Regions from separate parts of the Homo sapiens genome. Here all the other regions are linked to region 3. Evidence: chromatin loops called from intact Hi-C (ENCODE). Cell type or tissue: natural killer cell. All regions are shown on one strand.

Evidence for each region. Hi-C counts contacts between places; a loop is a spot of excess contacts. Peaks named below come from ENCODE experiments on the same cell type or tissue, not always from the same donor. Only the 100,000 strongest peaks of a DNase experiment are listed, where the experiment ranks them.
Region 1: it touches region 3 in a loop (4-fold over the local background); 8 of 110 quality-filtered maps call a loop at or near these places.
Region 2: it touches region 3 in a loop (16-fold over the local background); 2 of 110 quality-filtered maps call a loop at or near these places.

The regions. Positions count from the first base shown.
Region 1 is chr11:86,060,038-86,065,037 of GRCh38, reverse strand. The region is part of intron 1 of PICALM (phosphatidylinositol binding clathrin assembly protein); the gene reads left to right. It overlaps LOC124902730 (a long non-coding RNA gene), which reads left to right and starts at 1,162. Exons shown (of 2, transcript XR_007062822.1): 1 at 1,162-5,000. In natural killer cell, no CTCF peak of the experiment used is centred here; DNase peaks (open chromatin) are centred at 607 and 2,137; H3K4me3 peaks cover 1,040 bases; H3K27ac peaks cover 3,403 bases.
Region 2 is chr11:86,804,085-86,809,084 of GRCh38, reverse strand. It overlaps PRSS23 (serine protease 23), which reads right to left. Exons shown (of 2, transcript NM_007173.6): 2 at 1-1,454. The coding sequence starts at 1,441. The coding sequence ends at 290. Among named protein-coding and RNA genes, the nearest start is that of PRSS23, 6.0 kb to the right of the region's middle. In natural killer cell, no CTCF peak of the experiment used is centred here; a DNase peak (open chromatin) is centred at 2,874; H3K4me3 peaks cover 252 bases; H3K27ac peaks cover 4,005 bases.
Region 3 is chr11:85,750,981-85,755,980 of GRCh38, reverse strand. The region is part of intron 2 of SYTL2 (synaptotagmin like 2); the gene reads left to right. Among named protein-coding and RNA genes, the nearest start is that of SYTL2, 58 kb to the left of the region's middle. In natural killer cell, no CTCF peak of the experiment used is centred here; DNase peaks (open chromatin) are centred at 90, 490, 2,920 and 3,890; H3K27ac peaks cover 4,774 bases.

The sequences.
Region 1 (5,000 bases), 310 kb before region 3:
GATCATGGCTCACTGCAGCCTTATCCTCCTCAGGCTCAAGAAATCCTCCCACATCAGTCTCCCAAGTAGCTGGGACTATAGGCATGTGCCACCACGCCTGGTTAATTAAAGAAACTTTTTATTTTTGGAGAGATGGGGGTCTCCCTATGTGGCCCAGGCTGGTCTTGAACTCCTGGGCTCAAGTAATCCTCTTGCCTCAGCCTCCCAGAGTGCTGGGATTACAGGTGTGAGCCAGCATGCCTGGCCCTTATCCTATTTTTTGATATGAATTCTTAATTTTCTTTATTCTTATTTACTATCGTTGGACATTTATATTTTGACATATTTCACTGAAATGTAATATTTATACTAATGGCTGTAATGTCTCCTTTTTTTTTTTTTTTTTTAAAATGAGGTGGGTCTTACTCTGTTGCCCAGGCTGGAGTGCAGTGGTGGAATCACATCTCACTGCAGCCTTGACTTCCCGGGTTCAGACAATCTTTCTGAGTACCTGGGACCACAGGCATCTGCTACCACGCACAGCTAATTTTTAATTTTTATACAGACAGGGTCTCCTTGTGTTGCTCGGGCAGGTCTCAAACTCCTGGGCTCAAGGATCCTCTCTACCAGCTGAGCCTCCTAAAGTGCTGGGATTATAGGTGTGAGTCACCATATCCTGTATGTCTCTGTTTTTTAATTCATATTTTCCCCAGTTAATTTACAGGGACATTTCATTTCAACCACTGCCTTATCTTTTCTAAAACAAAATCAAGATCAAGTTCTTACTAAGCATCCATTATCAACATATCTCTGGTCGATACAGCATGGTTATTTGTATGTTGTGAACTGGATCTAGAAATTGGAAATAAGTTTTTAAAAAGTAGGATTTGAATATTTTGCATATGTAGAATTTGTATTTGGGCTAGTGGTTTGTGTAACTACATTAAAAATGCGTATAACATACCAGACTGTACCTGAATTAATTCCCTTTTAAAGCACAAATGGTTTTTAATGTCTCAGTTAATAATATCTTATGGGTGCTTAGTTTGCGTATTGTCAAGAAGGATCTGGTAACTAGGATGTGATTTCTAAGAAGATGCATGTAAGGAAGAAATAAAGTAGAAGATCTGTCCCAGGATATCTTTTATTTAAAAGTAAGGTAACTGGGACTTTTTTTTTTTCCAAAAGGATCTTGTTTTAAGAAGACAGTTATTTTGTAATTAATGTCTGGGCTTCCTATTCTTTCCTGTAAGAATTAGTCATATGATTTATATTTTCATTTTTCATTATCCTTACTAGTCTTTTAGTAGTTTTGCAATACAGAAAATAGAAATAGAGTTATCAAAGTGGTAGTAATGAGTAAGATTTGATCACACATGTCAAATGCCTGAGGCATTTTATTTATTTTTATTTTTTCTGTCGCCATGGCAGAACAGAATGCCTGAGGTATATAATAAAATTCACAAATGTATCCTTTTTCCTCCCAGATATGTCTAGTTAAGTTTCTGAACAGTATGTGTTTTAAAAGAGGAACTCTAAAGAGAACTTAATATTCAACTATTTTTTGTAGCCGCTTATTCATAATTAGCAAATGAATTCTGAAATACTTTTGTAATTATTGTTCCCTGATGGATTTATTTGCTATGTTAAGAAATAGTATAAGACTTTGGGCATCTATATACCTTTTGTGTTTACTGAATATTTTATATATCTGGATAATTTTTAAAGGTGTCTTTGAATTTAAAGTTACTATGGCAGGTGAGAAGTGAAACACTTCATAAGATGTGATTGACATTTTTCTTTCATACGCTTTGTGAGACATTTATATGAAACATTTACTTTGATGTTTAAAAAACACTGATTGTTTAAAAATAATCTATTTTAATAATCAGAATTGCTTTCATTTAAAAATATTTGTTTATTTGGCCATGATAATCATTTAGAATAGTTAATGTGAAAGTTCACCGTAGACATAGTTGTTTCTCCTTTGTTTTCTTCAGCTCTGAAATGGTTAATTTCATGGTTTCTCACTTAAAATAAAGAAGTAAGAAAAATAAACTTACAGGCTTCTTGGCAAGAGGTTAGAGCCCTACCAGGAAGAAGTAGCCTTAGACTTTCAAAGTAAAGTCTTAGTATTTGCTCTTCCTGTTCTTTTGGTAGCTAAAGTGGCATTTCCGTTACTTTGTGTTCTGTCTTAGTATGTTCCCAGTTAAACTGCTTTATACGTTTCTCTAGAGAATCAAAATTTTGGACTTGACCTTTTAGTATTTTGTATGTTCACTGTGTATGTGAATCATTTTGGGCAGTTAGATAGTTCTTTAAAAGAGAATCTTGATGAACCTAAGCCTTTGTATTAAAAATTATGTTCAGAGTTGTGATTTGTTAGATTATCAGAAAATGAAGGATTTCTCAAGTTATATTATTATCAAGATATATTATATCCCCCACGAAAGTGGTACATTTGTTAAAATTGATGGACCTACATTCAGACATCTTTACCACCCAAAGTCCATGGTTTACATTAGGGTTTTTTTTTTTTTGAGACGGAGTTTCGCTCTTGTTGCCCAGGCTGGAGTGCAGTGGTGCGATCTCAGCTAACTGCAACCTTTGCCTCCTGGGTTCAAGGGATTCTCCTGCCTCAGCCTCCCAAATACCTGGGATTACAGGTGCCCACCACCACGCCCAGCTAAATTTTTGTATTTTTGATAGAGATGGGGCTTCACCATGTTGGCCAGGCTGGTCTCGAGCTCCTGACCTCAGGTGATCCACCCACCTCGGCCTCCCAAAGTGTTGGGATTACAGGCGTGAGCCACTGCGCCCGGCCAAGGTTTACTCTTGCTGTTTGTATGTTCTATGGGTTTGGCCAATTGTATGGCACATATCCACTGTTGTAGCGGTACAATGTTTATCTGCCCTGAAATACTCTGTGCTCCCCCTCGCCATCCCTTCTCTTCCCCAGCCACTGGCAACCACTATTTTTTGTTAACTGTCTCCATAGTTTTGCCTTTTCAAGATGTCATAGTTGGAATCATACAGTCTATAGCCTTTTCAGATTTTCTTTTTTCACGTACTAATATGCGTTTACGATTTCCTCAATGGCTTTTCACGGTTTGACAGCTTTTTTTTTTCTTTTGCACTTGACTATTCTATTATCTGGATATACCCGGGTTTATTTGTCCATTTACTTACTGAAGGACATCTTGGTTGCTCCCTAGTTTTGGCAATCGTGAATAAAGCTGCTATAAACATCAAACATCTGTGTGCGTGTCTTTTGTGTGGACATAAGTTTTCAGTTCGTTTGGGTAAATAGCAAGGAACACAGTTGCTGGATCATATGGTAAGAATACCTTTAGTTTTGCAAGAAACCTCTAAACTGTCTTTCAAAGTGATGGTACCATTTTATATTCCCACCAGTAATGAATGGGAGTTTCTGTTCACATTCTCACCAGCATTTGATATTGTCACTGTTAATGGGTTTTGGCCATTCTAATAGGTGTGTAGTGGTATTGTTTTAATTTGCATTTTCCTGATTATGTGACTTTTTTTCATATGCATACTCGCCATCTTTATATCTTCTTTAGTGAGGTGTCCGTTAAGGTCATTGTCCTGTTCTTAAAGTCAGGTTCTTTGTTTTCTTATTGTTGAGGTTTGAGAGTTGTTTATTTTGAATAACAGTCCTTTATCAAATGTGTCTTTTCTTTTCTTTTTTTTTTTTTTTTTTTTTTTTTGAGATGGAGTCTTGCTCTGTCTCCCGGGCTGGAGTGCAATGGGGCCATCTCATCTCACTGTAAGCTCTGTCTCCCAGGGGTTCAAGTGATTCTTCTGCCTCAGCCTCGCAAGTAGCTGGGATTACAGGTGTCTACCATCATGCCTGGCTAATTTTTGTATTTTTAGTAGAGATGGCGTTTGACCATATTAGCCAGGCTGGTCTTGAACTCCTCATCTCAGGTGATCCGCCTGCTTCAGCCTCCCAAAGTGTTGGGATTACAGGCATGAGCCACTGAGCCCGGCTATCAAATGTATCTTTTGCAAATATTTTCTCCCAGTCTGTGCCTTGTCTTTTTCATTCTCTTGACAATGCCTTTCACAGAGCAGAAAATTTTAATCTTAATGAAGTCCAGTTTAGCAGTTCTTTCTTTCATGGGTCATGCCTTCATCATTGTATTTAAAAAGTCATCAACAAACTCAAGGTCATCTAGATTGTCTTCTATGTCACCATTTGGGAGCTTTATAATTTTGCATTTTACATTTAGGTCTGTGATCCATTTTGAGTTAATTTTTGTGAGTGTAATGTCTGTCTCCTGATTCATTTTTTTTTTTTTTGCCTGTGGATATCTAGTTGTGCAGTACTATTTGTTGAAAAGATTATCTTTGCTGCATTGTATTGCCTTTCTCCTTTGCTGGCAGTGGTTCTTAAGGTGTGGTCTGGGGACTTTTGGGGGTCCTCAAGACCATTTCAGCAAGTTTGTGAGTTCAAAACTGTTTTCATATACTAAGACATTATTTGCCTTTTCTATTTTTATTCTTTCAAGAACCACTGTACAGTGGAGTTTTCTAGAGGCTGTGTGATGTGTGTGTGATATTGCCATAGGTTGAATGTAGTAGCAGATAATGATAATTCAACTATTTCCTATTAAACCACAAAATAGAGTTTTGCCAAAATGTGAAACAGTGCCACTCTTCTAAATTGTGGGGTTTTTTGAAAATACTGTTATTTTTCAAATGAATTAATGTTGATAAATTTATCAGTTTCAGTTTCTAACAGTAAATATTGGTAGAGAACCCCCACATGAAAGCTCTTGGCTCCTCAATTTTAAAAGTGTGAAGGTTCTGAGACTAAAAAAATGCACCTTTAGGGATGAGTGTGTATTAGAAGGGACAAAAGAGTACTCAAAGAGGAACTAGATCTAAGGGATCCTTTGAATTCTCAAAGTAATTTTGGATTTGATTTTGTAGGTAACAGTGCCTCAACTTTTGGAAGATTTCAAGCAAGAGATGTGGTATCATAATCCCTATGTCCA
Region 2 (5,000 bases), 1.1 Mb before region 3:
CTTAATTGTCAAATATTCCTCATTGCCCCAAATCAGTATTTTTTTTATTTCTATGCAAAAGTATGCCTTCAAACTGCTTAAATGATATATGATATGATACACAAACCAGTTTTCAAATAGTAAAGCCAGTCATCTTGCAATTGTAAGAAATAGGTAAAAGATTATAAGACACCTTACACACACACACACACACACACACACGTGTGCACGCCAATGACAAAAAACAATTTGGCCTCTCCTAAAATAAGAACATGAAGACCCTTAATTGCTGCCAGGAGGGAACACTGTGTCACCCCTCCCTACAATCCAGGTAGTTTCCTTTAATCCAATAGCAAATCTGGGCATATTTGAGAGGAGTGATTCTGACAGCCACGTTGAAATCCTGTGGGGAACCATTCATGTCCACCCACTGGTGCCCTGAAAAAATGCCAATAATTTTTCGCTCCCACTTCTGCTGCTGTCTCTTCCACATCCTCACATAGACCCCAGACCCGCTGGCCCCTGGCTGGGCATCGCATTGCTGGTAGAGCAAGTCATAGGTCTCGTCTTTGACGTCACAGAAGCGATACACCAAATTGCCTGGTCGGTCATTGTCATAACCAGAGAAGTGAATTCTGCCCCCTGGCAGCTGCTTAGCAGGAGGGCTCACCCCAATCTTCATAAATTTTCTCTTGTGGGGCTTTTTGAGTTCCAGGAGGGCATAATCATAATCCATGCCGATGTCATTGGCATTGCCCTTGATCCAACCCTTGGGCACATGGGTGCGTTTCACCCGGATCCACTGAAATTTCATCTGCTCGGGCATGGCTGAAGTGGAGTCGTTGGCCCCTCGACCACCATCTTTAAACTTGGGCTTTAGGAAGCCCACTCGAAGCTTCTGGGTTCCTTTCACATAGGTTTTTCCATCGTGTATGCAGTGGGCAGCTGTGAGGACATGCTTCTCTGCCACCAGGGTGCCGGTGCAGCCCGTGGATAACTTCACTGATGTTGAGAAAGGGTAGTTGAGCAGGAAGTCCTTCCCAAAAATGCTGAACCTGCTGTCATAGCCATAAATCTGCCGCTTCCTTCGAGACTTTCCTGAAGACCCTGAGTCTCGGTGTTGGGCCCCATCTCCACTACTGCTGAGGATGTAGATGCCCACCTGCGTCTCTGTGCGGCTGCCATTGGCATAGAGCGTTTCATAAGACAGATATTGCTTGGCCTCTTCGTAAGTGGGCAGTGGAGTTCCCTTATGACACTGGGGTCCACATGAAGAAGATACTTCTAATTTGGCTTCGGCTCCAAAGTCTGGCTTGGCTAAATTGAGGGTAGACTGGGGCAAGACGACAGGGAGGCGGTATGCAGGCCAAGTGGGTTTCCAGGGGGCACTGTAAGGGCTCACTTGCCCAACAGCACAGAGCAGAAAGAAGAGAAGGAAGAGGAGCCCTGGAATCCCTGCCATGCCGAGCACTGTTCTGTAGAAACAAAGACAAGCAGGTCAGGAGGGCAAGGGCTGAACGTTCATTTACTGCAGACAGCAAAGCTCAGCAGCAGGCCTGTCATTGTTTCTGAGTCTTTGAACACTCCTCAGGAATCAGGGTGTGGAGAGGAATCCTTAGATAACGGTCTCACTTTCAACGCAAAGGCTCAACCTTAGGAAAGTTCCTGTGGCTGGGTGCCTGAAGTGAAATTGGGTGTTCCTTCCTTTCTATGTTTAAGATGTCCCTAATGATGGTAGACTGCAGAGTAGCAGGCATAAAGTCATTAGTCCCCTGGCTAACTGACTGACCAGCCCCAATTTCCACGTAATTTTGAGCCCTCTTTGTGCTTGATTCTAAACCTCCTCCTCTTCTACCTTCATGATGTCCCCGCCTTTCCCTCCTCCTTCTCTCATTCTCATTGTAACATGTACTTGGAAAATTTTCAGAGCAACTTGGTCACTCAGAGGGTCAATTTAAATTACATGGCTTACTGAGTGACTGAGACATCAAAGAAGGACAGCTCCACAGTGTCACAATTACCACCACTCCTGTGGTTTTTAAATGATGGTGCACTCGAGAAAGGGTATGAGATTTTTTGTTTTGTTTTGTTTTTTGCTTTGAATTTACAACAACCTTTACTATTATATATATTGAGTTCCAGAGTGGCTAGGCTTCTAATAAAATATTCCTTCTTCCTTTGGATTATGTTGTACACTACCAGGATCTTTGTCAATATCTAAAGCTCTAATATTGCATCAGCTATAACACTATGAACTGTTACCATTGGTTACTTTTTCAGTTGTTTATATCTGTATTACCAACTAAATCTCTTAAATTTGGGCCTGTGCTAGCACTCGACAAAGATTTGTTAAATGGATGCTTGTATTAATGGAAAAGTGAATGAATGTTGCATGCTGACGCTAATGACAATGATGTACATGGATGATGCGGTAGCTCAGAGAAACAGCTTGAGGCCAATTGTGGGAGTAAGAACAAGAGAGGCCTTCTAGGAGAAGTGATGCTTGAGAAATAGTATGCCACAGCCTCGCTCCAACCTCTCAATATAGAGGACCAAATGTATTATTTGGCAAATGCACCCGTTCTTTTCAAATGTACCCACCATTTAGAAGCAATAGGAGTCCTAGTAAAGGTGACACCGTGGAGCTGTCCCTCCTTGATGCTTCGGTCATTCAGTAAGCTATGTAATTTAAATTTACCCTCTAAATGAACAAATTGCCTAGAAATTTTCCAGGCATCACCTGATGTTTCAGATGGGTGCTGAAGTAGAAAAGAAGTCTGATAACATAAGACAGAGAGAAGGGGATACTTAGGGAAGGGAAACAAGAGTCTGTGCAAGGGCACAGCAACATGCAACCATGTGAGTAATTTGGGGAATCACACTTAGCTCAGCAAGGGTGGAGTAGAGGAAGTGGTGGAGGCAGCAGGCAAGAGCTAGATTGTGAAGTGCTATGTGTACTAAACAAAGAAGTTTGGATTTTATACTGCAAGGTATGTTTAAATGCCCAGATCAATCATCCCACAAGAAAAACAACAACGAGGAATACTGAAAGTGCTTTCATAAATGTTTAAGCATCAGTTGGCTCTCAGTGGCTCTGACTCTTCTGGTTCAATAGAAGCTGACTCAGCAGGTAGGGTAACTCATTCACAACCAAGCATCCAAAAACAAGGACCCGGAAGGGGTGGGTCTCAAGAGGCTCTGGGAACACAGCAGAAGTTAGGAAGAAACTGTTTTGTTATTCTCATTCTCTTCCTGTTTGAAAGTACAGATCTACTGGCAACTTTGGGTGCCTTTTGCTCCCTTTTATATAAAAGTAGAAAATCCCAATGATCTGATGTAGTATAGCTGAGCATGCCCATTCTCATTCCCAATATCCACACTGTGTTTCTAACATATGTGTGTGCCCCACCCACCTCTGGGACCTTTTTGCTTGACTTTTTCTCTTGGCTTCCACTTCAGTCAGGGAGAATAGGGATAGGAAAAGAAAGAAATAAGGTCCTGGAAAAGCCAGTTCCTTGGGACTCCCTAATTCCTTGAAATTCTACTTGTCTCCATCTTTCCAAATAGGAAGGGTCCCTGAGCCCTTTTGTAGGAAGGAAATACATTTAATTATTTCTTTAAATCCTTGAAAACATGGGGTGCCCGCATATGTGCACACACGTGTTTGTATGTGCTTGTTGGGAATATTGCCAAGACTAAAGGTTTTAAGTGGACTAGGAAGGGGATGCCAATGCTAGCTGAGTCCTCCTCTCCAATGGAGAACTTGGCAGTGAAATGGGTGTGGTGATGACAACCCTTTAGGAGATCTGTGGGGCATGGTTCTGATTATTCCCACCTACTGGCTAAGGAGTCATCCCTTGGGCTTATCGAGGACTTGAGCAGCCTTTTCTCTATATAAGTTGCTGTCTAGGTGACTAAATGCCCCACTCACACCAGAATCCCTGCCAAATGTGACAGGGACTAGGAGGAGTCATATATCTCCCACATGGCTGTATCTTGGGCTTCAACGCACCATTCTCTCCTCCCTTTGAGTAATGTGGGGAATGTTAATGTGACTTACATTGAGCACATGGTAAGCCAAGTTTTACTTCAGCTTATCTTAAGAAAGAAAACACAGAATGCGGAGGTCCAACCTGCCAAGCGTTCTTGTTTTTAAAATACGATTCTTGGGGGAGAAAGAGTAGGAGATGAGGTAGTATTATAGTATGTATTATCATCAGCTACAGATAATATTTTCAATGTGCATGAAGAACATGGCAGTTACAATATCCTCTTTCATGAGCCACAGCCTTACTCCAACCTCTCAATATAGAGGATCAAATGTATTCTTTGGCAAAATGATGAATGATTATGTCTCAAGAAACTTTGGGATCAGTTATGAATCACAGAATCCTGTTAGAGAATGCTAAAGAGTCTACTGCATGATAGAATATTACTAATTCAGAGTTCTTACAACTTGAATTCTGTTCATTTAGCCAGGAGTGAAGGAGAAGCCAGCCATCTATAAGAAAAAAACAAACTGCTAACCCAACAGGACAGTGTGAAGCTTTAACTTTGAAGAATAAATTTTTCAGAGACTTAATAAGTCCTAATTTCTATTAGTTTGCAACTCTGCTTCCAAGTTCTCCACATTACTAAACCCTATTTACTAACTTGTGTGATAAGACTTTGTTCTGACAGCATTATATATCTTGCTTAAAGCTTCCATGTAACGCTAAAAGTTATAAAATTGCATTTAAAAAAGTTTAATTCAGATTTAGAAATGAATGCAGACTTTTAGAAACTAATGCCCATCAAATTACTTCAAACTGATTAGGCTTAGATATTTTTAAAATATCTAATCAGAAATTAGAAGATACAGCTGTGGGTTCTCAAGCCCTTAAATGGGTTTAAACTGATGTCTGTATTAAAGCTACAAGCTTCTTAAGTTGCTTAGTCCTTTACCAAATGTTTATTTAGGGTGCTTTAGAAATTCTTCTGAATAGCATCCTCAACCAGATGATTGCTTTAGCTGGTCTTTT
Region 3 (5,000 bases):
AAAGATTGGGGGAAGGACTTAGAAAGCAGTAGAGCTGGGACTGCACTGAGTCTCTCTTTCTACCTCAGGATGTGGGCCCCTGCATTTTGGAGAGGTGCAAGTACCTTTGATTCCTTCTGCTCAGGAGGTGTTATTTATGGTCTGCAATTCTGCCCCTCTAGATAGTCAGCTTACGAGGAGAAAGCCTCCTTTCATTTCCTCCCTCCCTTCTATCTTTTCTTGGCACCTGGGATTCCAAGCTGCTGAGTCTTGTCTGTAGTTCTATGATTCTGTCTGAATAGAGTGAAGGTGTTTCTTGGGCACTTGCATTGGTTGATGAAAATATCCTCAAAAAATGCAAAGTTCTGCCTGAAATTAGGCCTTATAAGGGGTGTGAGTGTGTACCCTCTGGCATCAGCCAATCTACAACTTCAGCGAAAATGGTGTGAGTCCCTTCCTAGTGTTGGTGTTGCAGACACTCCTTCTGTCTGTTGTTTCTGAAGGTGCCCCAGCAGCTGCGACTGGTGCTGCCTTTGTGTTTTGCTTTTGTGACTAAATGGCAGGAAGAAGGCTTGGATTGGTGAAAAGCCTGGTGTGAGTCAAGCCCTACCTACCATCATTTTCCCAAGAGACTTTCTAGTTAGGCACCATGTACCTCATGTGGACTTGGCCATGGACAGTTTCAGGACCCTGGAGCTAGGGAGCAGTGACAGTGCACAGATAGATGGCAGACCTATGGCTTGTGGACCCTGAAAAAGGCTCAACTCATAGCCTGACCCCCTCTTTGCTTTAGGCCTGAAGGGACTTGTGGGGATAGTTTGGAGGTTGTTCTGCTCCTCGGATGGTGGAACCAGAACTGGATCTCTGAAAATGTTACTCCATGGGCTTTTGTTTGTCAGCGCCTTTTCCATTCCATTGCTGTTTGTCTTTGCCTCTTCTACCAGAGTTATAGCCTAATAACTATGAAATTTTTTTTTGTTGTTGTTCCATATCAGTCATTTTACAGAAAAAAAGATAAAGCCCAGAAAGGGTAAATGACTTGCCCAGGGCCACACATTAAGTCAGTGCCAAAGCCATGATGAGAAATCTCTTGGGCCGGTGCTTTTCCCTCTGCTCTATTCTGCTCATCGTTGTTATTCTTTCAGAAAGGAACAGTAAGGGTTTGATCATGACACAAAAAACTCTGCTGCTTGGAACCGGAGATGAAACTGACATGCGTTTGCATCTCATTCCTACCACTAATGAACTGTGTTTCACTGGGCAAGTTATTTAACCTCTCTGAGCCTCAACTCAGAGTGGGCATGATCATAATACTACATTTAAATTCAAAAGATTAATGTCAGGATTAAGTAAAATAATTTTTAGGAAGCAAGAGATAGCGAGAGATTTGATAAAGGATACAAAATTACAGTGACCTGATGACTATATGTTATGTATATCAAAACATCACTGTTTCCTCATGAATATACAAAATTATTATTTGTCAATTAAATTAAAAATAATTTTTAATCTTCCTGGCACATAATATGTGATAGTTCATTTTAATTCCTTTATTCACCACTCTACCTATACCTCCAAAAAGGGGCAGGAGATTCTAGTTAGTAGACTGATTCCTTAGAAGGAAATTACTCCTAAAACTCTTAATTATTTAATGTAGTAGAAGTTAATTGAGCACCTATTAAGTACAAGGAACTGCTCTGGACAATGATATGAAGAGAATTCCAGGGTGATTGAAAACATGGCCCCAGCTCTCAAGGAATTTACTATCTAATGACCTTTATCCATTTAATGGATTATCAGTTGCAAATTTAAAATCTCAATTTTGTTTCCCTAACATGACTTTACAATGCCTCATTCCTCCTAGGTGTTATTTGGCTTAGAAACACATTATATAATTATATCAGCCCAATCAAAACATCATTAGAAAGGCCAATTTATTACTAAAATTCAGACTTTTCTTTTAAATACTAATGTTTTATAGACTTTGGAGTATAACTCTCCCGTAGCCAAGAGGACATCACTAATGGATACACCACTGTTGCCTGCAAGACCAGATATCACTTTAGAATCTTTTTCAGTATGGCGGTAGATGAGATCTGGCATTCAAATGGAAATGTTGCCATTCCTAATATGTCCAGTGCTTTGACTTGTTCACAGCCAAGCTCATTCAAGATACTTTGGAGATGATTTAGTTTATATGTCACTTCCCATCTTTTTTTTTTTTTTTTTTTTTTTAAAAAAGAGAGTTTCTCTCTGTGACCCAGGCTGGAGTGCAGTGAGGCAATCATAGCTCAGTGCAGCCTCCAACTCCTGGGCTCAAGTGATCCTCCTGTCTCCCAAGTAGCTAAAACCACATGTGTGTACTACCACATCCAGCTAATTAAAAAAAAAGGTTTTGTTACTTCCCATCTTGATTTCATGGATAGGAAAAGTGAGTGTTGCACAGAGACATATCCAGTTCCTAAATCACTTGGTCTGTTAATGGTAGAACATGGACTCGTACCCAAGGAAATAGTCACTGGGGTGTCTCTGGGGTACAGCTGAGACAATAACGGTTCCAGATCACTGTTGCTACCACACTGTCTTTTATGTTGCTCCACTACCTGTAGCCACAAGTACTGGACCCAGTTATTACCATGTATCGCTACACAGCCTGCTTCCCTAACTCCCATGTGGAGACATTTCACAGACCAGCAGTGAAGGAGACATCAGGGTGGATTCTTTCTCTCTCTTCCACCCCTATCCTGTGTCTTCTCTCCTGCTGCCCTGACCCACCTTTAAGGAAACATAACCATACATACACATATGTAATTTTAGTCTTTTATGGTTTGAAAATCACATACTCAAAAGGTGGCATTTCCTGTGCTTTGCGTCACACTGCCAGCAGGAAATTGCTGCTCATGTCTGTCTGTACACCACCACCAGCACTGCATCCCCCACCCCCATATACACACAACCACATCTACAGCGATGGGTGTTTTTGCAGTAGATACGATCTCAACCGCCACCACATCTTATGATTCTCAGCTGCCTCCTTAGACCTAGTTGTGTTTTTTTTTTTTTTTTTTTTTTTTTTTTTTTTTTAATGAAGGCAGTTGTCATTGAAGGACTAATTTCCAGGACCTCTCATGGTGTTTTTCTGTCAAAGCAAAGGGGAAAGGAACTAACATTTGTCAAGGGACTGTACATGGATCTTCACATAGATTTTCCTATTTCATCTTCAAAACAGTGTAGCTGAATCCACTTAACAGATGAGGAGATAGGGTTGAAGAGGGTAAGTGCCCCGCAGGATTGAAGCCTTGTTGATCCAACATCAAGGCCTGTGCACTTCCCTTACACTGTGCTGCCTCTCAGCAGACTGCAGAGATCTACGATGTGTCATGTAAAAGGTGGATATTTCTTGTTTTCTACTCTAAGGAAGGTTTGTAGTTTGTTTTCCACATGTTGGTTTTCAGATTCTTCATCAAAGATTGAGTTCCTTAGGAGAAAGAGTGAAGTGTGACAGCCATCTTAGAAACCGAAATCATGTTTGGCTCTCTGAGGCAGGATCGGGTAGTAGAAAGTGTGTTGGCTGGGAGTCAGACTGGCTTCTGCTGCCAGCTCTGTGTGACCTTGGGCAAGCCTCTTAACTTCTCTGGGCTTCTATCATTTTATCTAGAAAGTGAGGTCATTTGTAACTATCTAAGGTACCTTTCAGCTCTCACATTCAAAACAAACATCTGAGAGCACCTCCAAATCACACAGTCTAAACATCTTGCCCAGTATATTCTGGGCAAGATGAAAAAAGAAAGGCTGGAGAATAGACCAGTCAACCTATCTGGCCAGCAGCTGTCCACAGTTGACTAAATACTATGAACCAGGTCCTGCAGGTGATGTTCGAGCTTTGCCTAGTCCTGTTGAGTAGCTGGAAGCTGAGGTGTACATAAGTGAGCACAAGGAGAAAAGGGGTAGGCTGAGGGCAAATGTGTTGAATCCAGCCCAGAGGGCATTTCTGCTCTTCTGGCTTTCCTCTGTAAGTGCTCACACTCTTGGCATGAAAAGGAGTTGACATTGACAGTTAGGGCTGTAGATAGAATTTTTAATGTCCAATTTGAAGCAGATGGCTGGTATGGGAATTAATGAGTCAGTGAACAAATAGCCAGACAGGGTTTAGATATGGCTTTTAGCATACAGAAGAGGTAAAATGGCCATCTTTTGAAATGGATGAAATTCTTTGAACAGCATGGTGAAATTGTAAGGATGAAATGATAAGAGGCTTGTTAAGTGTCAGATGTGTGGTTCAGCACAAAGCAGATACTGTGTGCTAGCTGAAGGAATGGGAGAATGAACGAGAGAATGACCAGGACATCCCACCTGGGAGGCCAGCAGGCCAGTGTACTTTCTGGATTGAGTGCTCTTCTTCAGCCCTCACTTCTGCCCACCAGCCCACCGGTGTTTACTGAGCGTCTTCTCTCTACTTAACTCTCTGCTAAACATAACGTGTGTGTGTGGAGAGGATGGTAAAGGATAAATGTCAGTCCCAAGAAACTTACCCCTTTCTCTCTTCATCTAGATGGTACGATAATTAGAGAATCAAATGCTCATTTTGTTGATGTAATTAGAGTTCAGAAAAAAATGAGAGATGAACGTGGGCTGGAAAACGAGAAGATTTTAACAGCAGCACTAGATAGTGGGATTCTAAAAATGATCTACATCTTTACAAAACTTTGATGTTATACATATGGATTTATCTACGAAATAGTACAAGTGACTAAGATAGAAAAAGAAGTTGATTATTAAACCTAGTAGTGATAGTCATGTAAGGAAATATGTAAGTGGCACTTAACTACATTTGAAAGAATTTCCTGTTCTTTTGCCACTTTAAAACAAGTGAGCCAGAAACCCTTTCCTTACTATAATGGCTATCAGCCTTTGTAGGGACCATGTGTTTCAGGGAGTCGATGCAAAACCTGTGCTCATTGTGCATTGATCGTGGGCTTACAGACAGTCATTTAGGCAGGAACAGATCAAGGGTTGCACAA